Linked DNA regions of Homo sapiens: region 2 is linked to region 1. Evidence: read pairs that join two places in POLR2A ChIA-PET (ENCODE). Cell type or tissue: A673. All regions are shown on one strand. Links, peaks and the distances in the headings refer to the core of each region. The heading gives the core; the rest is flanking DNA. Region 1 has its middle 13 kb from the start of LINC02273. Region 2 holds the start of LOC127898556 (a long non-coding RNA gene).

What was found. ChIA-PET counts read pairs that join two places held together with the same protein. Peaks named below come from ENCODE experiments on the same cell type or tissue, not always from the same donor. Only the 100,000 strongest peaks of a DNase experiment are listed, where the experiment ranks them.
Region 2: POLR2A ChIA-PET joins it to region 1 with 13 read pairs; 3 of 35 experiments call an interaction of 5 or more read pairs at or near these places.

The regions. Positions count from the first base shown.
Region 1 is chr4:152,081,417-152,094,460 of GRCh38, reverse strand. No RefSeq gene overlaps it. Among named protein-coding and RNA genes, the nearest start is that of LINC02273, 13 kb to the left of the region's middle. In A673, for the core only: no CTCF peak of the experiment used is centred there; a DNase peak (open chromatin) is centred at 3,650.
Region 2 is chr4:151,910,720-151,924,583 of GRCh38, reverse strand. LOC127898557 (a long non-coding RNA gene) reads right to left here. Exons shown (of 4, transcript NR_183042.1): 3 at 2,710-2,820. LOC127898556 (a long non-coding RNA gene) reads right to left here and starts at 11,738. Exons shown (of 4, transcript NR_183041.1): 1 at 11,597-11,738; 2 at 7,805-7,980; 3 at 2,710-2,820. In A673, for the core only: no CTCF peak of the experiment used is centred there; no DNase peak of the experiment used is centred there.

The sequences.
Region 1 (13,044 bases), core at 2,168-4,667:
GCTGCATTTTCTCTCCTCTCCCCACTCCCTGTTACACAGTGTCTTAGTCTGTTCAGGTTGCTATAACCAAATACCTTAAATTGAGTGCTCATAAACAACAGAAATGTATTGTTCATAGTTCTGGAGGCTGGGAAGTCCAAGCTCAAGATGCCAGCTGATTCCGTCTGGTGAAGTTCCTCTTCCTCATAGACGGCACCTCCTCGCTGTGTCCTCACATGGTGGACGGGGCAAGCTACCTCTCTGCAGTCTCTTTGGTAAGGGCACTAATCCATTCTTGACGGCACCACCCCCATGACCTCATTACATCCTAGAGGCCCCGCCTCATAATACTATTGCATTGGGGATTAGGATCCAACATGAATTTGGGGAGACACAAACATGCAGATGATAGGACCCAGCCTTTACACAGATATCTGATATTTTATTTGGGCAGATTAGAGGATTCTCTTCTCTACACAAAGCTTTCAAATCTCCCCCTGCATGACTGAATCAGGCTCCAAGTCTGTTGCCTGATATTCAGAGCCGTCCCCTCTCTGCCCTCAAGCGTCCAGCCTGACCTTGATCTCTCCCTTGCATACACCCTGTGTGCTCCACAGAAACGATCATGCCTCTCCCAACCTGCTTCTCAGCCTCTTCTCCGTGCCTTTTCTTAGGCTGCTATTGGCAAGAACCTAACCAAATCCAAGGCTCAGCTTAGCTACCTTCCTCCTTTTTCTTCAATGTCTGCTTTTCTCACTGGGAGAGCACTTCCTTCCTTTAGATCATTGTAATAATTAACACCCATTGCACTAGAATTACTAAAATTCGCAGCTTCATGCATTTCTTCCCCCTTTCTCTTACATAATGGATCAGTGGATTTCAACCGGAGTGATTCCCACCTCTACCACAGGGCATACTGGGCAGTGTCTGGAGGCATTCTTGGTTGTCACACTACGGTGATGCTACTGATGGGTAGAGCCAGAGATGCTGCTGTAAACTCCCTGCAATGCCCAGGACAGCTCCCCACACCAAAGAAGCATCTTGCCCAAAATGTTAACAGAGCCAAGGTTGAGAAATCCTGTATTAGATTATAAGCTTCCTGGAGGCAGAGACCACACTCCTATTCTTTTTATTCTCCATAGTACACAGCTTGACATAGAATGTTATTCAATTATTTAAAATGAATGACTATAAATGTTTAATATGCATTTATATACCTTGTTTTGAACCTGTAGGTAGAGGCCTACTCCCCAAATAGTGGTGCCTCACCCACATTACCCACATAATCTTCCCATTGTCCAGCATGTGTAGCATCTCTGAGGGCCGATGACTGGGTAACCCTTCATCATTGATATTCTCTAAGGCATTCTCTGCTCTGCTAGACTCCATAAAGCAAAGTCCCAGCTCATATTCTCTCAGCTCCTTATAGAAATTCCTTCACTAAGCTGTGCTTTAGTATATTATGTCTTCTGTCTTTATAGAGGGTCCATAAAAGCAGCGCTCTGTTGAATGGTGTTTCTGACTCTTTTGCGGAACTTTCGTTAGCAGTATTTCATGCACTCACTGCACTGGAAGTTGACCTTAATGTGGCCCCCTTCTTTTACAAATGAGAGTAAGAGAGTAAGGTTCTCTGTGTCACTCAGTGTCCTTTATCCAAGGACCTACGTGATGAATTTCTACCTAAGTTTCCTACCAGGAAAACGTTTTGTCTCTGTAGATGAATATGTATGCTTTACCTTGTTGGAAAACAAAACTCTGTGCAATCCAATATGCTTCTCTTTTTGGCTTAGCTGTCAGAAAAGTTAGAACCAAATTAAATGCCCAAGTGTTAGAATCTGCTCCACTCAGGTGTCTAAAACCATCTATTTCTTTTGCATTCTTCAGCAAGAGTGTTATCCTTAAATGCCTTCTCTTGCACTGTATTTTAATCTTTAAGCTGCCTCAAGTCTTTTGGAAGTAAGTAGGATACAAATCTTAACTTAAAGAAAAAAAAAAAACTTCTGAATGTTATTCCAAGCCATCTTCTGTTGTTGAGTGTGAAATGCTTTGGCTATGGAGTGGAGGCAGCCTGGATGGGACTTCTGACTTTCTTACTTCCCATCTCTATAACCTTCGGCTTGTTACTTAACCTCTCTTGAAATCATAATAGCGACATCATAGGCTTGTTGAAAGGATCAAATAGGAAATGATACATCAGTGAAAGCACCTTTCTGTGCCTGCCAGGTGCTTAATACATACATTTCCGATTTCAGTGTCCAGCCTTGTTCATGAAGTGCACAGTTTTGTATTTATTCTGGCTAGTCTCAGCATCAATCACTATTGGGTAGCAGTGACAAGTTTTCACTTTAACACAGATTCTTGGCTAGGTGCAGTGGCTCACGCCTGTAACCTCAGCACTTTGGGAGGCTGAGGCAGGAGGACTGCTTGAGCCCAGGAGTTCAAGACCAGCCTGGGCAATAAAGTGAGACCCCATCTCTACAAAAAAAGTTTTAAAAATTAGCAGGGTGTAGTGGTGCATGCCTGTAGTACCAGCTACTGGGAGACTAAGGTGGGAAGATCGCTTGAGCCCAGGGAGGGCTGCATTGAGCCAAGATCATGCCACTGCACTCCAGCCTGGGTGACAAAGCGAGGCCCTGTCTCAAAAAAAATTTTTTTTAATATGAAAACAAAAAAAACATAGATTCTTATATTTCTCATTAACCTTCCCATTTAAAGGTCATGTAACTGATATAAAATTATCACTCTGTTCCTGTGATTTTAATTATGAAGGTAAGTTATGTAAACGACAGCACAACACTCCACTTTGTGGAAATGGAACCGAGGTTCTTTGATTGGCTGTTTTGGTTGCTATTTTCAGAGCTTGGCACTGTTTCTGCTTCTGCCTCTTAGGCTTATAGATGGCTTTGAGATTTCATATTGTAAATATAGGGAATATGGCCCAAAAAAGGCTACTTGCTTTTCTTCTTGCCTTAAGATGGGATGAATTTAGAAACGAATGAGGAATATAGAACATTCTACATATATTTGTCATTAAATGGTTTCCCATTTGTTTAGAAACCCCAGGACCCATAACAGAACAATCGCTTTATAAAACAATCTTAAATTTTTAGAGTGGCTTAATTCTCATAATTCCTTGTGAGGAAGTCAGTGAAGAAACAGGCTCAGAGAGACACCAGGGTGTGTGCCGGTCCTATAGCTGCTGGTTATTGTACCTGCCTCTGCAGGGCTAGTTCCAGTCCTCATCAGACCTTACCCCTCACGTAGGACTCTGGTGCCATGCTCCCTAGATTACTAAAAGGCTCCAATCCCAGAGACATTTACATTCTTTACTGAGTTCAAAGGACAGGAGTTGGGATTAAAGTTAGTAAACCTTCCAGAGCTGTGCTGTGTAATTCAGTAAACACTAGCCGCATTTGGCTCTTTAATTTAACTTTTAGTTAAGATAAAATAAAATTTAAAAACCCAGTCTGTCATTTGCACTGGGCACATTTCAAATGCTCAACAGCCACATGTGGCCGGATGGTAATCATATTGGACAGCCCAGGCGTAGACCGTTTCCGTCATTGCAGAAAGAGCTACAGTGCTATTCTAGAGCCATTTCCTACCTGCATGGGGGCAGAGGCAAAACAGACATCATTGCATGTCAAGCATTTCTTACATCCCTAAAGAGATGAAAGGAGGAGGGGCTTTGCCACCAGGGCTCTTGACAGTGACTCACCCCAGGCCTATCTTTTCTGTTGCCTGTACATTTTACACTCAAAGCCTCTTACACAGTTAGAGAGAGCTAGTTAGCGCAGGCAGTGACCAGGCCTGGGAGCAATTGGCAACCGCCAATGTGCTTGTGCATTTAGCGGAGTGACTTAGTTAACGTTTGGAAAGTGGGGAGCAATCTTAAATACCTTATGGAGAGCTGCACGCAGTGGTTCATGCCTGTAATCCCAGCACTTTGGGAGGCCGAGGCGGGCGGATCACCAGGTCAGGAGTTCAAGACCAGCCTAGCCAACACGGTGAAACCCCGTCTCTGCTAAAAATACAAAAATTAGCTGGGCGAGGTGGCACATGCCTGTAATCTCAGCTACTTGGCAGGCTGAGGCAGGAGAATTGCTTGAACCCGGGAAGTGGAGGTTGCAGTGAACCGAGATCACGCCACTGCACTCCAGCCTGGGTGACGGAGCAAGACTCCATCTCAGAAAACAAAACAAAACAAAACAAACAAACAAAGAAAAAAACCTTATGGAAATATTGCCCTTAAAGCATTTACTTTCTCAAATAGAGTTCCCCTTCTTGCATGGCCATGGTGAAAGATTCAGTATCTACCCCTGAACAGGAAGGGCAAGGGATCATTAGGTTTCTGAAAGGCCAAACTTGGCTTCCATTTGCCCCTTTTTATATTGATTTAGCTAAATTAAAGTGTTTCTGATATAGTATTTAGGTGCTTATGTGGTTTCTAGCTTCCATGTAGAAACCAGGGAGGTTTCTACATTATGTATCTTGGTATATAAAAATAAACAAACAAAATGCCCTCAACTCTTGAGTCTCCTGTGTCTCTGAATCCAGATAGTCTCCTAGCTGACCTTGACTTTTCTTAATTCTCTGCTTCTCTGGAGGATTTGGCTCAGGGACAGATCCCTTGCTGCAGCACCCGCATGGTGCCTTTGAAGCTCAGAACAATCTTTTATTCTGGTCCCAAAATAGTGCCTCTGAGATTACCCCTGATACCCAGGCTGTCATTATCCTACGTTTCTGGCTCTGCCTTCCCTTTATTCAGATAATGTCTGGCACACTGAATGTTGTGGCTTTCTTTTGCCCCTGACTTCCCACTTCTCCCCATGTACTTTGTTAATAATAATAAGCACCATCACCACCCACTGGACACTTATTCTGTGCCAGAAACAGTAGTGAGTGCTTCACTAGAATTAATCTCTCCACCTCCACCACCACCACCTTGCTCCAAGCTGCCTTCATCTTTCACCTGGAAAGATGCTTGCAGAAGCTTCCTGACAGGCTTCCTTTCTTTTGTCTTTGTTGCCTTCACTCTTCTCTCAACAGAGCACCAGAAAGATAGTGTTAAAATGTGAGTTAGAGCATATTCTTCCCTACTGCTCCAGCATCCTCTCTTTTGACTCAGAGTAAAATTCAGTCTTTGCAATGGCCTATAGTACCCTGAGCAATCTACCTCTGCACCTGCTGGCATTGCTCTGACCCCACTTCCTACCACTTGCTTGCTTCGTGCTCTGATCCAGCCACGCAGGCCTCAGGGCCTTTGCACATATGTTTTTTTTGCCAGATATCCCCAAGGCTTGCTCCCTCACCTCCTTTATGTCTTTATGTCTTTTTTTTTTACTCTGATATCTCTTTCTCAGTGAGGAATTCCCTGGTCATCCTATTTAAAATTACACACACACACACACATGTGCACACATACACACACATACACACAATCACCCATGCACACTATTTATCTTCATAGCACTTATCACCATTAACATGTCATATACTTTACTTATTTATTTATTGACAGTCTCTCTCAACTAAGAATCCAAGCTCCATGAGTATAGAATTTTGGTCTGTTTTGTTTATTGATATATTCCCAGCACCTAGCACAGTGCCTGGCACATAATGTGCTCAATATGTTTTTTTTTTATTAAGTTAATGAATTCTCATATACCCTTAGATTTCAGCTAATTCCTGCTGTATAGGTGGGGAAACTGAAGGTGAACATTAAGCAATTTTCCTGAGATCACCGGTTCCTCGGACCTCAGAGCTGTGTGCTTCTCCCCAACACACGCTCCCCCCATGATGCTGACCCAGTGTGTGCCCCTCTAGCCACCACTCTGTGCATGCTCCACAGCCCATTCATCCTTCTGGTGGAGGACTTCAGAGTGTGCCAGCCTCCACAAAAGCAAGTTCAGCAAGTTCCTAAGATACTAAGCTACCGTCAGGCAGAACTTCTGAAAACGGCAGCATCTCCTTCCCATCTGGGCCAGAAAAGCTCAAAAACTACGGCCTTTCCAAAGACCCTGGTGCAAACCCATTACAGTCATGGGTAGGTCAATAGCAGGGTAAGATACTTTCCTACCAGACAGAGTTGGGCAAAAACAAGTTAAATATTTTATTTTGATCTAGGATGGGGTAGTGAAGATGACAGCAAATAAAGACTGGACTTTAAGCATGTTTTCTGTTATGATCAGAAGGTTAAATTTTAATTCAATTGTAATTAGAGATGTAGAAAGGAAGAAAAGTGTTTTAAATGTTAGTTAGTGAACAGGTATAATGAAAAGTAAAGTTTTATTCAAGAATGAGGAACCACTGGTATTCATTTTTAAGTTTATTTGAAAAAAAAATTTTGGTAAAATATACATAGCATTGGCTGGGTGTGGTGGCTCACACCTATAATGCCAGCATTTTGGGATGCTGAGATGGGCGGATCACTTGAGGTCAGGAGTTTGAGACCAGCCTGGGCAACATGGTAAAACCTCTTCTCTACTAAAAATACAAAAATCAGCCAGATATGGTGGTGCACACTGGTAATCCTAGCTACTCGGGAGGCTGAGGCAGGAGAATCGTTTGAACTTGGTAGGCGGAGGTTGCAGTGAGCCAAGATTGTGCCACTGCACTCCAGCCTAGGTGACAGCAAGACTCCATCTCAAATATATATATAATAAAATGTACCATCTTAACCATGTTTAAGTGTATAGTTTAGTAGTGTGAAGTATTTACATTGTGGTGCAATTGATTTCCAGAACTTTCTTCATCTTGCAAAACTAAACTCTATGCCCACTAAGTAACTCCTCACTTTTCCACCCCTGGCAACATCAATTCTAGTTTCTGTTTCTATGCATTTGACCACTCTAGATACCTGGCATATGCAGACTCCTGTGACATTTGTCTTTTTGTGATTGGCTCATCTCGCTCAGCATAATGGCCTTGAGCGTCACGCATGCTGTAGCACGGGTACTCTTTGAAACCAGCTTCTGTGTGCGCTTCATTTTATTGAGCAGGGTGTAAAGTTCAGAGGCTATTTTTAGAGTTGTTTATTTTCTAATAAGTATTTTGTCTGCATTTATGATATGTAAAAAGTAAGGCTTTGTTTGTAACCATCCGTTTCAAACAGAAAGGCTTGCCACAGAACAATGCTTTTCTATTTAATTAAACCTTTCCATTAGAATAAAATCATTTATTAAAACAATTAATCATCAATAAATAGAGAACAGCACTTACATAAGACACACAATGCAATGCGTGTTTTAGAGCAGTGGTCATCAAACTGCCTCCAGGAGTCCTGGGTCCTCAGAGATGTGTCAGGGGCTGCCTGAGGAGGGGTCTCGTGGTGGGGGTTGAATTCCAACCTCGCCCTCTCCTCTCAGCTTGAATCAGAGCAGCTCCAGTAAACATATCTCATATTTTGGGTCCTGCATAATATTTTATTTGAATAAAAAAGTGCCACGGTGCCACATTGTTTTGTCATTAGTGCTGTCCACCAATAATTCTGGTTCTTCCCCCTTCCAGGTGCATGGTAGCATTGTCCTTCCTGGCCTCTAATGGTTGGGTGGAGCCATGTGACTGATCTGGGGCAATGAGCACATATCTCTGGTTTGGCACATTTCATTGCCAATGCGGGACCATCCAGATCACCCTCACCCCTCTCTTTTTTGTTTTGCCATGTTTACTGGCCTTGCTTCAAGTAGTGGCCACTCAGCCTGGGTCCCAGGATGAGGATGACAAACAAGGATGGCACAGAGCAGAGTGTTCAGACACCCTTAGATAGATATTCAGCATGAGTTAGAATAATCCTTTTCTGTTTTAACCTACTGAGATTAGGGGTTGATACATCGCTGCCGTATAATCTAGCCTATTGTGACTAATATACACAGCTTTTAAAAAGTGCGTGAAACACCCTTTTGGAGATGTATGAGTGTTTATGTAGATTTGGGTGCCTTTTCCCTAATCTTTGACTCGTCTTAAACCTTGCTTAACTCAGTCTTGTTTTCCGTGGTCTTAGATTAGACTCGAATTTATTTATCTTCTCCTTTTACATGCCTACCCCCCATGTTTGACTGGGACTCTTAGAAATTCTGGGAGTTTCACTGGATAGTTAATTTGTGCAGCTTTTCTGGGGCTGTAGATTTAAACTTTTCCCAAGAAAGGAATCTCTTGATTGCCACAGGTTTTCTCATTTAGCAAATGATGCTGAGTAATCCTTCTTCCCAATCCTCTACCCCCACCTTGACTGTATACGTGAGGAAACCAATTACATTTCCATTTTTCCCCAGCATCAAGGTTGAGCCAGAGCTGGGAGAGAGAGAGAGACAGAGAGACAGAGACAGACAGAGACAGAAAGGGGAGAAAGCACGAAGGGGAGGAGGAGAAGAAAGAGATGGGAAACATTGTTTGGCTGCTGGGTTATACTGGGTTACGTCGCTGGTCTTTTCTTCTAATGATGGCCTCCTTTCTAAGTCAGGGTTTACCAAAGTTTAGTCCTGCTACATCAAAAACAACAACAACAACAAAAAACGTGGTGGGCTTGTTAAAATGCAGGTTACTATTCAGCACCCACTGTGAATATCCAGTGAATATTCAGGTGGTTTCCACATATGTTAGAGTTTGACAAACATGTTTATAAATCATTCTGGGTTCCCTCTTTGATCATGGAGCATCAAAAACATTCTTTCCCTTTGTAATATTGAGTGAGATCTTGTTTTTTTTCAGCTTAGTCTTGGTATCCAAATTACTTTCTGCTAAAAAAATTTTACAGTTACTTAATTCTCAGCCTGCTTCAGAATTTACCTTTTCTTATATGTAAGCAGAGTATATAAATATTTAGAAATATAAAATAAAGTGAAATGTTTGTATTTTGTGCGCTTATCCTTTATATCCATTAAACTGTTACATTCTTTCTTTGAAGACAAAAACAAAACAAAACAAAACAAAACAAAACAAAAAACACCCAATAACTGATTGTGATAAAGCCAAGTGAGGGTAGGGAACCTGGTCCTGGGCCCCAGGATTGTCAGTGAGGCAAGTCAGTGGCAATTGACATGGATTATCAATTATGTGTCTAAAACCTGACAAGTATTATCTCATGTAAGCCTTGGAACTGACTGCCCTTTGAGGGAGGAATTATTGTTTTTACACGGAAAAGATCTATGCTCAGAGAGGTAAAGTAACTTGCCCAAAGCCACACAACCGGTAAGTATCAGTGCCTGACTTATACCCCAAGGCAACTGGCCTTCAAAATCCATATTCTCTGCACCAAGCTGTACTGCCTCTGTGAGGGACTATCTGAGACAGACGCGGAGGAGGACTAGAATGGTGGAGGGAAAATTCAGGCAGAATGGGGACAATGTCCCAGAGATCAACTCCACCAAACCAAATCATACTTAATTTGCAAGACGGACCGCAGGTTATAGCATGAAAAACTTGGAAAGATTGCACTGCACGCCAGCATCTCCTCTGAAGATTTGCCTGGTCAGGGAAAAAAACCCACGTTCAATATAGATGTTATTTCATTTGGTCAAAATAGGTCAGAGGAATTGGGCAGAGTGATAGGTGGTTCTTTATCAGGAGTTGTGTTTGACTGAGGAAATTAAACTCTGATGGAAAGAACACAATGAAGCCACAGTGTTGATGTCAGCTGGGTAATATCAGGACTCTCTATTGAGGCAAGGACATTTACAGTTTCTATATGAAATGTCATCAGGACAGGTTGGCCAACGGAGACTATCTTAGAAATAACTGCCTACATGCAAAAAAAATCTATATGCAGCTGCATTTCTAATTCTATTCCTGCAGGAGTGGGACGGGAAGAAAATAAGCTAGGAGGGTACATTCTCTCGTTCACCTTCATTATAAACAGAAGGTGCACGTTCAGGTTTATTCTCCTGTTACCCACTGGAAATCTCCCTGGACTTTTCGTGACAAGTGCTGGCTTCATGTGCCCCCACAACCAGCCTGATGCATAATTTTTATTAATGCAATTGGCCTTGAATGACACAGGTTTGAACTCCGCGAGCCCACTGAAATGCTATTTTGTTTTTCAATAAAAGTTACACAAATGTGCCTGCCTCTCCTGTCTCCCCTTCCACCTTCTCCACTTCTTCCACCTCTGCCACTCCTGAGACAGCAAGAATCCCTCTTCTTCCCTCTCCTCCTCAGCCTACTCAACAAGGATAAAGACCTTTATGATGATCCACTTCCACATAGTGAATAGTAAATATATTTTCTCTTTCTTATGATTTTCTTAACAGTTTCCTTTCTCTAGCTTACTTTGTGGAAAGAATACAATATATGATACATATAACACCTAAAAATATGTGTTAACTGACTGTTTATGTTATGAGTAAGCCTTCCAGTTAGCGGTAGGCTATTAGTAAAGTTTTGAGGGAGTCAAAAGTTATACCTGGATTTCCAACTGCATTGGAGGTTGGCTCCCCAATCTCCATGTTGTTCAAGGGTCAACTCTTCCTTTCTTTGGATTTTAATTTAGTTGAGTGTAAAGTTCCTTTCTATGTCTATATCCTTTTCAGCAATGGCATGCTGTGGGGACATAATAAATGCTTATTAAACATGATCTTTCTCTGTTGTGAGTTTTCTGTACTTATTATGAATTGTCATTGGAGGAGAAATGCTCTGCAATAATATGTGTCAACTTTTTAATAAAAACTGTTATATTGAGTGTCTGCAAAGAGCTATTCCAGTGTAAGTTATTAGGATACCACAGCACTAATTTTTAGGAATTGATATATACTTATGTCGAGTGGCTTAAGAGCACCTGAGCTCCTGGAGCAGGTTGAATTGTAACTTAGACGTTTTGCTACTTGGCATGCAGGGATGCTTCTCCATTAGCTTCAAAAGCTTCTCATGGTGTGGTTGCTTTGCTGATTGAGTCATGTAGATCACTCAAATTCCTTGTGATGGTTTACACTTTAATCGTTCTCTCACGGTAATATGATGGCAATTGGTGTCGTTTAATCTACTGTGGTGTTTAATGCCCTGAGACTTCTGGGGATTTCACACAACCCATCAAACATTAACCTACACTACCTATTTACTCCATGAAAGAAAAATCTCCCTTTTCCTCAGGCACCCCAGCTTTTCAAGAAGCTGGCCGAGGTGGAATTCATCCCACTGGTTATGTCTCAAACTGGATAGAGGTTTCATGTGTCCCAATTCTTCTGAGCTTCATGGCTTTTTCACTTTTCCCAAGGAACCCTTAAAGTCACTGAGTTTATTCACTCATGGGCCTTCGCCCTCCGCTCCCCTCCCCTCCCCTCCCCTCCCCTCCCCTCCCCCTCCTCTCCTCTCCTCTCTTCTCCTCTCCTCTCCTCTCCTCTCCTCTCCTCTCCTCTCCTTTCTTTCTAGAAGGAGTCTCTCTCTGTTGCCCAGGCTGGAGTGCAGTGGCACAATCTCGGCTCACTGCAATGTCTGCCTCCTGGATTCAAGCGATTCTCCTGCCTCAGCCTCCCAGGTTTTTCTTTACTAGTATAATTTCTCATTTTCCCTCACTTCAGACTCTACTACTGTTTGAAGGCTGAGATGAGCCAAGCGCAGAGATAAGAGGGCGTTCTGCCTTAAATTAGGGTACATTCTCTTGTTCACCGTCATCATAAACAGAAGTTACACATTCAGGTTTATTCTCCTGTTACCCACTGGAAAGCCCCCTGGACTTTTCATAGCAAGTGCTGGTTCCATGTGCCCCCAACACCAGCCTTACACATAATTTTGTTAATGCAATTGGTCTTGAACAACACAGGTTTGAATTCCGCAAACCCACTGAAATGCTAATTGTTTTCAATAAAAGTTACACCCAATGTACCTGTCTCTCTTTTGTCCTCTTCCACAGGATCCCACTCCCTCCCGGGACCCCACTCTGTTTACGCAAATGATTTTTTAACCCATTGTTTAGAATTTGCCTACAAAACCAACTTAAGGTGCACCTATGGATAAAGGCCTGAGAGGTTCCTCAGCTCTGATGTGTTCCTAAGCTGGTTACCCTTGAACTTGGTCTGCCTCCCTAAGCCCCCATTCCTCCTGCAGTACAAAAATGTCAGTGCAGCACCTCATGAAAACCAATATTGTATGGTATCACCCTCCTGTGGAAATAAATGACCCTAGCAGAATGGGAGAATAAACTCACCAAGAACATAAATAACCATTATGGGCATCTATGCATGACTGCAAGGTATTGGATCCAGAATCTGACAAAACATTAGAAAGATTTGTAAGTGGTTGTGGCTGTAAAGGTGGGAATCAGCAAACCACATATCCCCAGCATTTTCAAATTTATTTTATTTTTGTCAAAATAGTACACTTAAACTTGATCTTTGCTTTCTTGAATGAAAAAGAAACAAGATTCCAGTGGGTAGCTATACTATCCAGGTGCAGATAGGATGCTAGAGGGGCTGTGGTGGATCAAGGTCCTGTAGGATCATTGCCTTCAAAGTTATTCCCTTCAGATGGAGATATGGGAGAAAAGGGGAAGGAAGGGCAAATACTTTAGCAGGCCAGGCTCTCAGTGACTATGCAGAACTTCAGGGAACAGGAAAAGCAAATTGGAAAACCAGCAGCCTTAGAGGTGGGAGTCGGGGGAGGGCAAAGGCCAGCTGTATTAGTCTGTTTTCATGCTGTTAATAAAGGCATATCTGAGACTGGGTAATTTATAAAGGAAAGAGGCACAGTTCCATGTGGCTGGGGAGGCCTCATAATCATGGTGGAAGGTGAAGGCACGTCTCACATGGTGGCAAACAAGAGAAGATAATAAGAGTCAAGTGAAAGGAGTTTCCCCTTATAAAACCATCAAATCTCATGAGACTTATTCCCTACCACAATAACAGTATGGGGGAAATGACCCCCATGATTCAATTATCTCCCACTCTGTCCTTCCCACAACACTTGGGAATTAGGTGAACTACAATCCAAGATGAGATTTGGATTGGGACACAGCCAAACCATATCACCAGCTTTCTCTTAGTCAAAGGCCGAGTATTTCTTACATAGGTTACTCACATTATTTCCTCTTATTTTGTTCCATTCCTGTGTTCCTTTTTTTCCCTGACCATAAACATC
Region 2 (13,864 bases), core at 8,441-10,940, 180 kb after region 1:
TCCCTGATGGTACACCTCCAGCAAGGCTGGACTGGAGTGAATAGGGAATTCTGGAGACAACTGACCTAGATGTGATCCTGCAGTCTCAAAGATTTGTCTAAAGTGTCGCTGAACAAACCACAGGGCTTTGGATCTTAGATTTGCTTTTTCTACAAGCATCTATTCTGCAAATAAGTAATCCCATCTTGCTCTTCCCCTTGCCCACTCTCAAACACTCATTCTTTATTCTCATCCAGGGCTTCTTCTCCCCACTTCTCTGAATAAAGTTTAAAATGGAGCTATAAGAACGGATATAGCAGCTCTTTATCTGTCAGAGAAAGATTAGCTAAGGATAGTTATGGGCCCCAGGCAAAGATGGGGATGCAGACTGCCTCTTAAAGGCTTGATTGGGAGGATTTTATTGTTATTATAAAAATGCACTTTCTTTTAAAAGTTTAGAGTTAGATTTTTTTTTCCCTTCTTTTAGTCACAGGAGGTCATGCACTTTTTTTTATTAGACACTTCTTATTTTTAAGGCTGAGGCTTAACAGCATGCTCAGTAAGGACTATGGGAACTGAATGGGGCCTCCGAGGAAAGCCTCACCTCCATCTGTAGGGCTGGAGGGACATACGTTATGGGCTTCGTGCCTCCTGGTAATACGTGTGGGTCATAGCCCTTTCACCACAGAGCAAGCCCTTGGCGGGGGTTGAAATATACTGTTTCCAAACAGCAAGGCAATGGAAAATGACCTTTTGCTATCCTCTCTACCTCATGATTTTTTTGACTTTTTTTTATTATGGACACTAATGATTATGATCAAATAGATATTATGTATAAAAAGTGCTCTAAAATATAATCTTATTATTTTTATGGGTTTTAAATTTCATACCAGAGTTTCTGTTCATGGTGTTCATAACCAGTGATCATCATCCCAACTGTCACTTAACCAGTAACTATCATGAGCTCTTGCTTTTTTTTTCTCATTCTTTTATTGTGGTAAAATATACATAGCATAAAATTTGTCAGTTTATTTTTTAAGTGTATACTTCGGTGACATTAAATACATTCACATTGTTGTGCAACCATCACCCCTATCCATCCCCCCAAACAGAAACACTGTACCCATTAATCACAAATTCCCTTTCCCCTCTTACCCCAGTCCCTGGTAACCCCTATTCTACTTTGTGTCTGTATGAATTTGCCTATTCTAGGTGTCTCATACCAATAAAGCATCTACTTTTTTTTTTTCTTTTAGACAGAGTCTCATTCTGTCGCCAGGCTGGGGTGCAGTGGTGCAATCTCAGCTCACTGCAACCTCCGCCTCCCAGGTTCAAGCAATTCTTCCACCTCAGCCTCCCAGGTAGCTGGGACTACAGGTGCACATCACCACGCCCAGCTAATTTTTTGTGTTTTTAGTAGAGACGGGGTTTCACCATGTTGGCCGGGATGGTCTTGATCTCCTCCTGACCTCATGATCTGCCCACTTCGGCCTCCCAAAGTGCAGGGATGACAGGCGTGAGTCACCACACCCAGCAGCATCTGCTTTTAATTCTACTTTCCAAATCAGGCACTGTGCCTTGATACCCAGCTATACAGAGACTCACCACCAGGCCTCCCCACACTCATACCGAGGCTAGAGACAATCCATTCTAAGTTGTGGTCTCTCAGCAGGAAGTCCATCCTCTGTAGAAATCATTTTATTTAAACCTTATAAAACCTTGCAAGCTGGAGATTACTATCCCCCACCTTATAGCTGCAGAAAATAAAACTCCCACAGATTAGATCACAATGCTGGTAAGCAGCAAAGCTAGATTCAACTCAGGATGAGTACCAATTCCTGCTCTTAACCCGTATGCTGTCCTCCCTTCCCCACTGACTATTGAAGTTGTATATCTGCCAACTCCTTGGCAACTCAGAATAGCTGTCCTCCAAGTTCTTACCAAGGATTAAAATCGTGACCTCTATGTTGTCCAATGTTTACCCAAAACCCCAGGTTGGAAGACATGTGACCTCTGTAGGAGGTACGTGCACTTCACCGAGAGGCAGTATAGTATAGTGGTTAAGCACCCAGGCTCTGGGGCCAGGCTGCTTGAGCTCAGCAGCTGAGTGAACTTAGCCAAGTTACTTAACCTTCATGACTCACTTTCTACTTCTGTAAATGGAAATGATACTGAGATAATGACGGGGATGATAATACCAATCTTACTGAGTTCTTATGATGATAAATTGATGTACATAGAATATGAAGACCACTGCCTAGTGCTTAGAAAACATTATGTATGTGACAACTCTTATGACCTGTCATCCATTTCTTTCTTTTTTCCTTTTTATTTCTTTCTTTTCTTTTTGTTTTTTGAGACAGAGTCTTGCTCTGTGGTCCAGGCTGGAGTACAGTGGCACAATCGTAATTCACTATAATCTGGAACTCCGGGGCTCAAGTGATCCTCCCACCTCAGCCTCCAAAAGCATTAAGATTACAGGCATGACCCACCACACCCAGTCTGTCATCCATTTTTATAGCTGATTCCTACATCCGTTTAGTCATAGATTCTTCAATGGCAAGTTATGCATCTCTGTATCAGTTACAATGCTTACTGATGCAAGTCATAAAAACATGATTCACATTGGCTTACATTCGATTAAAATATCTGGAAATAACTGAAATCTAGATGTAGAGCAGATTCCAGACATGGTACAATCAGCAGTGAATGGTGTCATCAACAACTTACTTCTCTCTGTTACTCCATTCTGCCATACAGCATCAGTGGCATCCTAAGGCTGGTTTATGGGGGCAAGACGGCTTCCAGTGGTAACCAGAGCTTTGTGCTTCCTGTGCAGATCTAGAAAGAGACAGAGCATAAACAAGCTTCACCATATGATAGTTGAGCCAACTCAGGTCTCAGGCTGGAGTGGATCCCTATACAAAATCAGACAGGACTAACAGCAACAGCCTCAAATCTCTGTACCCCAAAAGGCAACATACAAACTTGGCAGACAATTCCAGAAGTTTCACAGTCTGCAGATTAAGACCCTGTAGGAAATATTTAGAACATTACTCATAGAAGAAGTCAGACTCTCAGAAAGTTGTATATATGAAACACATTGTTTCAACTCCTCTTAGAATCACCATGACTGAATTGCATGTCAGTATCATGCCATGGGTGTCTTCTTCATCTATAATAGTGTTAGGAAAAAAGTTCACTTCTCCTGAGTAATTCATTCAATTTTATTTTATGGACAATGTAAAACATATTTAAACCATGTTTCCATCTCCCCTGAGGCACCTTAGCTTCATAGCTTACCTCAAGGAAAAAGTAGAATTAATTTTTCTGTGCTTACCCTGTACTTTGTTTTATTGTTTTCCTATTAATAATTTCCCTTCCTCCTAACTCAATTAATTACTCTGTATTGCATGTAACTTAATATGCAATGTATGGAAAAGTATATGTATACTCAATGCCAATCCCAGCATGAATAGTTAATTTTAAAAAGCAAGCAAATATAAATGTTCAGTTAAGAAGACAATTGAGTAAATTATGCATGTTTATAAAATTAAAGACATTGCCATTAATTACAGCATTGAAAAATAAAGAGATGAAAAATGATACAGAAATTTTAAGAATTTAGAAGATAGGGAAGACAGATATCTAAAAACAAACAAACAAAAAAAAACAATAAATGGACTGATGTTTCATCAGAAAAAATAGAGCCCAGATACAGTGGAATGTTATCCTCAAGGTATTCAGGAATATAATTGTCAACAAGGAATTGTATACCTAGAGAAACCATCACTCAAGAGTGAGGGCAAAACAAAGCAAAGAGAGTTTATCACTCATAGGTCATCGCCGAAAGAACTACTGAAGAGAGGTATTTATTTAGAAATAAATTGAACCTAGAAAATAGAAGAGGAACACATAAAACGTTGTGGAGCAAATAAATTGGTAAATGCAAAGGGAAGTCCAAATAAGTATCAACTGTAGAAATGAAAGAAAAACAAAACAAAAACTCTATACATAATATAATGACTAATTTTAGGGCATTTAAAAACAAAACAGAACCAAAATTTTAGATAACGACGTGGATCGTAAGTGAGAGTCACCAGAATTAAAACATTCTAAGGCTCTGGTATTGTTCCACGGAGGGTAGATGTGTTGATTTAATGTTAGATTTCTTAAATTAAGTATGTAGGCTAAAAATTCAAAGGTAACCGCTAAAAGAATAAAAATTGAATATGTACTTCTAAAAATATAAATATTCAAAATAAATATAATTATATTAAATTTACCCACTAAAAGAGATTATAAAATTGTTTTTTAAAAATATGCATTATCTTTCTAGTGAATTTTTCCTTTTATCATTATTTTGTGCTTTATCTTTTTCCCTATAAATTATTTTTGTCTTAAAACTTGTTTGTCTTTTATAAATATAAATTCCAGTATCTTGAGTCAACCATTTTTAACATGTTAGAATTGTTCCCTACTGGCCTTAAAGAAATTACACAAACATGTTATATTTTTTCCAGAAAGGCTTTGATTTAGAAAGATGTCCATTTTAATATGTGCATAATATTAATATCATATTCATTACCTTTCGAGTTCTAGGCTTCCTAACTAATATGCATTCACATGCATATTCAATTATTAATATGCATTTATCCTCCTAGACATGGGCAATATGTGTTAAAAGTAGAATATTCTTGTTAGATTTTTGGTAGATGCTTGTCATCAAGTTTTGAAAAATATTTTTCTTTTATAGTTGGTGAACAGTTTTTATTATGAGCAAGTCTTTAATTTTACACTTTTAAAACATTAGAAGCTCTACAGGATACTCTGTCCTTTGTCCCAAGTTCTAGTCAACATTGTTCTACAGGAGATCTTACCCAACAGAGTAAATCAAGAAAAAAAATTCAGAGGTAAATGGACTAAAAAGGAAGAGACAGCATTGTCATTATTCACAGGTATTATGATTTCTTGATGTGGAAAATCCTTGAAAATTTCCATATGGACTATTAGAATTACGAAAGATTTCAGCAACTATGCTAAATACAGCCACCATACAAATGCAAACTCACATGTCATCATTAATATTGGCCTTGTCTAGAAGGACACATCACGTCACATTGTTAGAGCAGGCCTGGAAATCAAAAGACAGTAGATATGAAATTTACTATTATTGACATACTAACAAGGACAGTCTATTAAACCAAAACATTTCTGGGAAAAAATTAATACATGTGTGTATAATTTCTAAAGGCCACTCGGGAACATTCCAAACTGTCAAGAATGGCTGACTCTAGGCAGTAGAATCTTCATATATGGCTTTTAACTTTCATCTCGATAATTATCTATTTTACAAAATTTCTACAATAGGCATGTACTACTTATAATTGGGGGGGTGGGAGAAATGTTTTTAAAAAAATAAAAAGAAACACTGGGGCCAGATCCATCCAGCATCTCTGTCTTACCTCCCACCTCCCTGAGGAGGCATTCTAAGTAGCCAATCCAAACTGCTTTCTGCCTCATTAGTTCCATCTTACTTCAATTCTCATCTGAAAAAAATATTTTTTCCCGTTTCTTCATAGTGTGTGCCTTAATTTCTCCTGCTCTGTTTCCTCTAACTATATCATCCAATCATGTGATGTTTTGGCCCAATACAACCTAGATTATAATAATACCTTTACTAAACATATGGTATCCCACACTGCCACAGCCCTTGGCAGATAGCATGGCAGAGACATTGTGAGCAAGACCTGCCTTTAACACAGAGTGGAGGCAGTTGCTGGGATGGGACGGTGTCATATGGCCTCAAATTCCACCATTAAAACCTTTAGGTTAAGCATTGCCCTCTCTGGGTTCCTCTTTAAAGATTTAATTCTGCTGGAAGGTAATTAAACATCAAAGAATTCTGTTTAAAATCTCCCTCATAGTGAAAAGGAGTGGAGGAGGTAGACAAAAGAAAAACAATTTTATATAGTCCAACGTTGGACTAGGCCCGCCTTACAGTGAATTCCCAGCTCTTCTTGTGGCAAGGAAGAATCCTGGGAAGATCAGAAAGGAGATTGGCTCACCCAAGCGGACTTGTTTCATGATATGCTGGTGTGACTTTCTACTAAGAAAGACTTTTTCAGATTATTCTGCCAAAGTGTTCTGTAGAAACTATTACAATCCAAGTTTTCAGAATTTGGACAAATCATTTTAGTCTTACATCCAAGTACTTGGCTCATGAAAGTGAGTGAGAAAACCCATCAGGAAGCCTCTTTTGATAGACAGAAGTTGCTAGGGTAGGGAGGTTCTCTGCCTACCCCTCACCCCACAGCAGGGGCCCATGCTGAGAGCAGCGGCAGGGCCATCTCAGTGTCCCCTGCCCGGCCAACAGCCCTAGAGGGGTCTGGGCTGTGCACAGGGCAGCTCCCTAATGCGATTCCAGCACTAGCCTCTCACTCAAAACCCTGCAACCTGGTCCAACACAGTCACTTCCTTGCCCTGTTCAGGTTGGTGTTTAGGTTTATTAGCTTAGAGATTCCCGTAAAATAGGTATAGAGAAGACAGGGAAACCCAGAAACACCAAGTAAAATCTGGGCATCTTAAATGATCCAATTTTTTTTTCCAGGCCCCACAGGAAGTTTAAAAGAGTTGGCAATTTAGTCAGGCATACAGCCATTCAGTCATTAAACAACAATGGAGCTTCACCCCATGTGTAAGGCTCCTGCAAGGCCTTGGGGTTGCAGGTGGATACAGCGTAATCTCTGTTCCAAGAACTTAGCAGCTAGATGGCAGGGATATAATAACAGGCAAATAACCATGAAACAAAGCAGCATCAGAGAAGTATCATGAGAGAGTTCCAAACCAACTTTGGGGCCAAGGGGTTAGGCAGAGGGGTTGGAGTCCTGGATCCAACAATTTCTAGCTGTGTGACTTTGGACATGGCCAAGCATTTACTGAGCATGTTCTATATGCCAGACATGGTGAAAAGCACTCTACTATGCATGATCTTGTTTTGTCTTTATAATAACCATAGGAGGTGCTATCTCCTTTTTATAGACTGGGAAACAGAATTCAAAGCAAACACTGAGTTTGCAGTCCAAGATGTTTACTAGGGATCAGCACTTTTGAAAAAAAAGGAGGAAGACACAGACTGGGCAGAGGAAGAAGCTAAACTTTGATGAAGACCAAACAAAGCCTTGACCCCAGAGCTTTGGAGCATGAGAACTGTCTGATGGAATGTTCCACTTTGGGCTAAAATGGCTGGGCATTTACAAGGATGCAGGCTGCCCTGAGAAAGACAGGCAGTCCTCTGCAGCTGAGGAAGACCCAAAAGGAGCTGACAGCTTGAGGTCATTTGCTGGCCGCAACCCCCTGCTGGTGAACAAATCCTGAGTGACATCTCTCTATGTCCACCACAGGATTCTCCCCTGCTAAACTTAGAAGGATTCGAAATAACTTTTGTAAGTACTTGGCACAAATTAGCTGCACAATAAATTGTAGCTTTTGTTATTCAACACAGAGCATGGATAGGAAAAATGTCGTGGTAACTCCTGGAAGCTATGTCTCAAGGAAAACGTCATCCACGTTGGTTGTAACTTAAAACAATTTCTCCCCTCCTGTCCGTGGCTGAATCAGGCTGAATCATGCCGAGACTCACCTTAACTACAAGGTGTAGCACAACCGTTGAGTGTGATGTGGGAGGCCTGTTTTGTGGCACGATTTTCTGAAAGTAATAGCGGATGGATTTTGTTCGTTTTGTGAACATTTAGTAGAAATATTTTGTAGTGATAGTGTTTGTGAAAAAATGCCTCGGGTGGGTGGGTGGGTGGGTGTTATTTACCAGCAGGACAGGGAGGAGGTGGTTGCAGCAATTTGAGGAGTACATCGAAGCTGAGCTCTGTAGGAGCCAAGGTGGAGTGGGGTCTGTATGGACTTCATGGTCAAGTTGAGAGGCAGTGATGGAACTGTGGTTACGAGAGAGCCCACACTTTCCAATTACTCACAGCAAGATCTGTTCTTAAAATATAAAAATGACAACTGAGACAATAAGAAACAGGCCTTTGGAACATGCGTCCCACATCCTGGCTGCTTAATGCCATTGATCCTATCAGTTCATTGGAGACTAAGTACCTGATGTGTACGATATTTGGAGAAAATTGTTTATCCACCTATTATTTTTAATGAGGAAAAGGTGAGAGTCAAATATTTTACTATTCTATGTTCTTCTCTGCATGTTTGTAAAGCACTTCATAGTCTTTGAAGCATTTTCACATTTGTGGTCTCTAGGCTTCTCAGCTTCTCTCTCCTTATGGCCTCTGTTATGAATACCCAGTTCCTCTCTGTTGCTGGACCCTACTACCTATCAGAGCAACTTTTGAACCTACTTTGCTTGCAAATTCAAGGAACAGGTGACCGGCACCCGCAGCCTCTACTTCTCTTTCCATTACCTTCTTAACCTCTCACAGCATGGATCCCACCACCACCCCTCGACAGAAAACACCCTCATTGCAGGTACAACCAGGGTGCTCCCGGACAATCAGTGCTATTCAGCATGGCCCCCCTGAAGCAGCTGGCATCTTCCAACTCTTCCCCTTTTAGAACTTTGTCGATTTTCTTACAACACTAAGCATAGCAAATACATTTAAAATTGAGTGCTTGCTTCTACCAGTTAGTAATGGTTGCTTGGAGTGTTGTGTGGAGAAGAAAATTCAAGTTACATCTAGGATGCTGTGATTGATTAACATGCTTGTCACAGGCCTGAAAAAGAGAGAAGTGGCACATGTTCTAGGCATTCGCCTTCTTATACCACACATTTCTCTTATTTCTCTTTGGTTTCTCCTTTTATTCTTTCTCTATTTGGGCACTTGATTTCTTCTCGGCCTCTAATGCGGTCAAGAATTTGACCCCCTAATGGGGTCAAAAATTATTGAGAGGATTAAATGAGGTGATATATAGAAAGCTCTTTGAATATATTGGATCCTGAATCAACAGCAACCATTATTATCATCCTCAGCTTTTTCCTATTGTCTTTATAGATTTATCTCATTAGATATCTGTGTGTTTTCTTTTTCTTTCTTTTTTTTTTTTTTTTTTTTTGAGATGGAGTCTCGCTTAGTTGCCCAGGCTGGAGTGCAGTGGCGTGATCTCGGCTCACGGCAAGCTCTGCCTCCCGGGTTCACGCCATTCTCCTGCCTAAGCCTCCCGAGTATCTGGGACTACAGGCGCCCACCACTATGCCCAGCTGATTTTTTTTTGTATTTTTAGTAGAGACGGGGTTTCACCGTGCTGGCCAGGATGTCTGTGTCTTTTCTTTATGCAACTTAGACACTGCCTTGGCTCCCAAGTCTAGTTTTCCAGCCCCAACAACTATCTACGCTTAACAAAGAAGACAAAGTAGAGAATAGGAAGCAGAAAACTGTGCAAAGGGTAAACCAAAGACAGGAAGTCCTAGCTAGAGCAATCACTCAAGAGAATGAAATAAGTTTGATGATATGAGTCTGTACCTAGAAAATTCTAAAGACCCTGCCAAAAGCCTCCTGGAACTGAGGAACAAATTCAGTAAAGTTTCAGGATACAAAACCAATGTAAAAAAAATCAGTAGTATTTCTATACACCAATAATGTTCAAGCTGAGAGCCAAATCAAGAATGCAATCCAATTTCCATAGCCATACACATAATAAAAAATGCCCAGGAATACATTTAACCAAGGAGATTAAAGATCTCTATGAGAAGAATTACAAAACACTGCTGAAAGAAATCAGAGATGACACAAACAAATGGAAATATGTTCCATGCTCATGGGTTGGAAGAATTCATATTGCTAAAATGGCCATAATGCCCAAAGCAAACTACAGATTCAGTGTTATTCCTATCAAACTACCAACATCATTTTTCACAGAACTAGAAAAAACTATCCCTTCATATGGAACAAAAAAGAGCCTCAATAGCCAAAGCAAGTCTAAGCAAAAAGAAAAAAGATGGAGGCTTCACATTACCCAACTTCCAACTATATTATAAGGTTACGGTAACCAAAACAGCATCACACTGCTACAAAAACCAGTGAAACAGAATACAGAACCCAAAAATAAAGCTGCACACCTATAGCCATCTGATCTTTGACAAAGTTGACAGAAATAAGCAATGTGGAAAAGACTCCATTTTCAATAAAATGGTGCTGGGATAGCTGGCTAGCCATATGCAAAAGAATGAAACTGGACCTCTACATTTCACTATATACAAAAATTAACTCAAGATGGACCAAAGATTTAAATGTAAGACCTCAAACTATAAGAATCCTAGAAGAAAACCTGGGAAACACCATTTTGGACATTGGTCTTGGGAAAAAAATTATGACTAAGTCCTCAAAAGCCATTGTGACAAAGACAAAATTAACAAATGGGACCTAATTAAACTAAAGAGCTTCTGCACAGCAAAACAAACGAACAAAAAAAACTATCAACAGAGTAAACAGACAACCCACAGAATGGGAGAAAATATTTGCAAACTATGCATCCAACAAAGATCTAATATTCAGAATCTATAAGAAACTTAAACAATTGAACAAACAAAAACCAAACAACCCCATTAAAAAATGGGCAAAAGACATGAGCAGACACTTCTCAAAAGAAGACATACAAGCAGCCAACAAATATATGAAAGAAACATTATCACTAACAATCAGAGAAGTGTGATTCAAAGCCACAATGACATATCATTTCATATCAGTCAGAATGGCTGTTATTAAAAAGTCGAAAAAACAACAGATGCTGGTGAGGCTGCAGAGAAAAGGAACCACATACACTGCTGGTGGGAAGGTCAATTAGTTCAGCCACTGTGGAAAGAAGTTTGAAGATTTCTCAAAAAACTTAAAACAGAACTTAACATTTGACCCAGAAATCCCATTTCTAGGTATATATCCAAAAGAAAATAAATCGTTCTTCCGAAAAGACACATGCACTCGTGTGATCATTGCAGCACTATTCACAATAGCAAACGCATGGAATTAACCTAGGTGTCCATTAATGGTGAATTGGATAAAGAGCTGGTACATATACACCATGGAAACTATGCAACCATAAAAAGAACAAAATCATGTCCTACATGAATCCTAGCAGAAAACCTAGGAAACCCAATGGATGCAATGGAAGGCCATCAACCCAAGCGAATTAACTCGGGAACAGAAAACCAAATACCGCGTGTTCTCACTTATAAGTAGGAGCTAAATATTGGGTACTCATGGACATAAAGATGGCAATAATAGATACTGGGAACTAATAGAGGTGGGAGGGAGGGAGGGGAGAAAGGGTTGGAAAACAAACTATTGGGTACTATATTCACTACCTGCGTGATGGGCTCAATCATATCACAAACCTCAGCATCACGCAATATACCCATGTAACAAATGTGCACATGTACCCCCTGAATCTAAAATAAAAGTCAAAATTATTTTTTAAAGGGTAAGTAAAAATGAAAAACTATGGAAGGTGAAATTATTTTCTCCCCTAGGAGCTTGTTCATTGGTTTGTTTTCAACCAAGCTAGAAAGCTTTGGAGCAAAGAACGATCTCAGAAAACGTATTCTATGTCTTTATGCTCTAGCAGAGATAGGATCCCCCATACCAGAAACACTGACCTCAAAGTGCTCTGACCTCTGGCTCCACAACATGACCTCCTGATTACCCCACCGCCTGGCTTCCTTTCGTATCTCCTGCCTTCTGCTCACCTGCTGTGAGCTTTCTTTGAGTGCCTCTCCAAGGGTAGAAAAGCCAGGCTAGGAAGAGAAACAGAAACACAGAAGTACTAGTAGATCAAAACAGAGAGAAGAGGGGGAAAATACGAGGAGGGGAAGCAGCTGCCAACAGTGGGGCCCTCCTCCCTCAGAGCCGCTCTCAGCCTCCATTCCCCTCACCTGCCTCTGGCCCTGAGACACCAGATGCCATCCTGGCCGACCCATTGTGGAAGGACGTTCAGCCCTCAGTGTCTATTTTCTGACCCACAGATGAAAGTGAAAAAGATGAATTTTGCTTTTTTTATGGGATAGCTGTAATCCCACCGTTTCTCTTTCCTCTAAGCCAGGGGGCATCAGAAAGATTTCTGCTGGCCACAGACGGAGCTGTTGCCCTGGCTGTTCTTGATTAGTCAGGGCTCCCAGTGAGAAGGGCCTCATCTTCACAGGCTCCTTATTTCACCACCCCACTCTCAGAAGAGGAGGCCTTCCCTCCACGGTCTCCTCAGGAATCTCAGATTCTAGAAAATAAAAAGAATTTCCTCCTCACAGAAGGCTTAGCCACCCCTGCTTCAGTTGGTTTCTAACCACCAGTGCTAGGGCTTTTTCATGCTCAGGAGGCTGACTTTTTCACAGAGGACAATTCAACCCTTGTTTGGTGACCTGCAGGGTGTCCTTTCTGGGACTGAGAGGTGACGTCTAGAGCATGGCTCAGCCCCACTGCCTCTTGGTCTCTCAGGGATGGGTCACTCAGGGTAATGGCTCAGCCTCAGGGCTGTAGCTCAGGCAAAGGCTGGCTGCCTCCAGCCAGGGGCTGGGTGCGGATTCTGGAGTATGCCCAGTCTCAGGCTCTCAGCCCCTCACTCCCCATCCAAGGAGAAAACTCTCCCAACCATAAAGACATGAGTTGCCTTGTTGCATTAAACCGCATTACAAAGAAATCCATTAGCCACTCTGAGCACTGCTCTCCTTTGGGGCCTCTCTTGCACAAAGATATTTTATCTTTTTAATGAATAAAACATGCTGATTTCCTAAAATTAAAAAGTGTGGTGGTAATGGAGAATTCTCAGGAAGCATTCTGAAACCTGTGCACTGTGGAGCAGAGGACCGAAAAACCCGGCTCTGGGGCTTCCTGTCTCTGCCCCTGAGTGATGCTCCTTCTCCAAAGGTCCTTGCTTCTTCCTTCCTAGAGTCCACTGCGCTTCCCTGCCTGCCTGACATGGCAGCCCACCGACGAGGGAACTGTGGTTCACTGAAAAATCACTGACATGAGGCCAACCGAGTAATAGGAGAGAAAGCATACTAATTCATTCAATGTGTATCCACGGAGGCTTCAGAATGAAGACCCCAAGACACGGGGGAAATTGTCTGTTTTTATGTTTAGGCTTAACAAAGTATGGACAGCCAGGTAGAAGTCTGATTTGACAAAAGGGAGGATGATCTGATGTTAATAGACTGAGTAGAAAACCCAGCAAGACCTGTCTAGATTCTTCTTGGCCTCTCTAAAGCATTCCTTCCTTCTGGGTGTGGGGCAGGGCCTCTCTGGAATGGGGGCTTGTGACCTACAGTCAAACCAGGTAGGTCAGATATGTTCTTTATGGTCAGTTTTCACAGATAATATTTTTAGATTTTATGGCTAGCTTTGGGGAAAAGGGGTTCTGGTTTCTATAACCTGCCTTGAGAAAGAGGGATTCTAGTTTCAGTGGCTGGCCTTGGGAGAAAATGGGACTGAGAGGAGGGCAGGAGAAGGTCAGAGAGAAACGTTCGCTTCTGAGGCTGCTGCTGAGATCTTCCTTTTGGGGTACTGTTTTCTGAGCCCCTACAGAGCCATGCCCTATGCAGCAGGTACTCAGGAAGTTTCTACTGTCCACATCAGGAGAGATGGGAAGCACTGTGCCCTGTCTTCCTGCATTCTCCCTTCTGCATTCTTGTTGGCTCTGGCTTCTCCCTCTCTCCCAAAAGCCCCAGCTAAGTGTGAACTATAATAAATAGCTGTGGAGACAGGCCAGCCTGAAAGCTAAGACCAGACTCTTACTACGTTCAGAAGACACAGCTCCCAGCTAGAAGCCACAGCCATTTTCCCAGAAGTGTAAAGTGACTACTAAACCTGGCTGTCAATGATTTGCCCTTGGAGGAGCTAGAAACACGTGCTGGGAGGACACAAAGGGTTGGAGT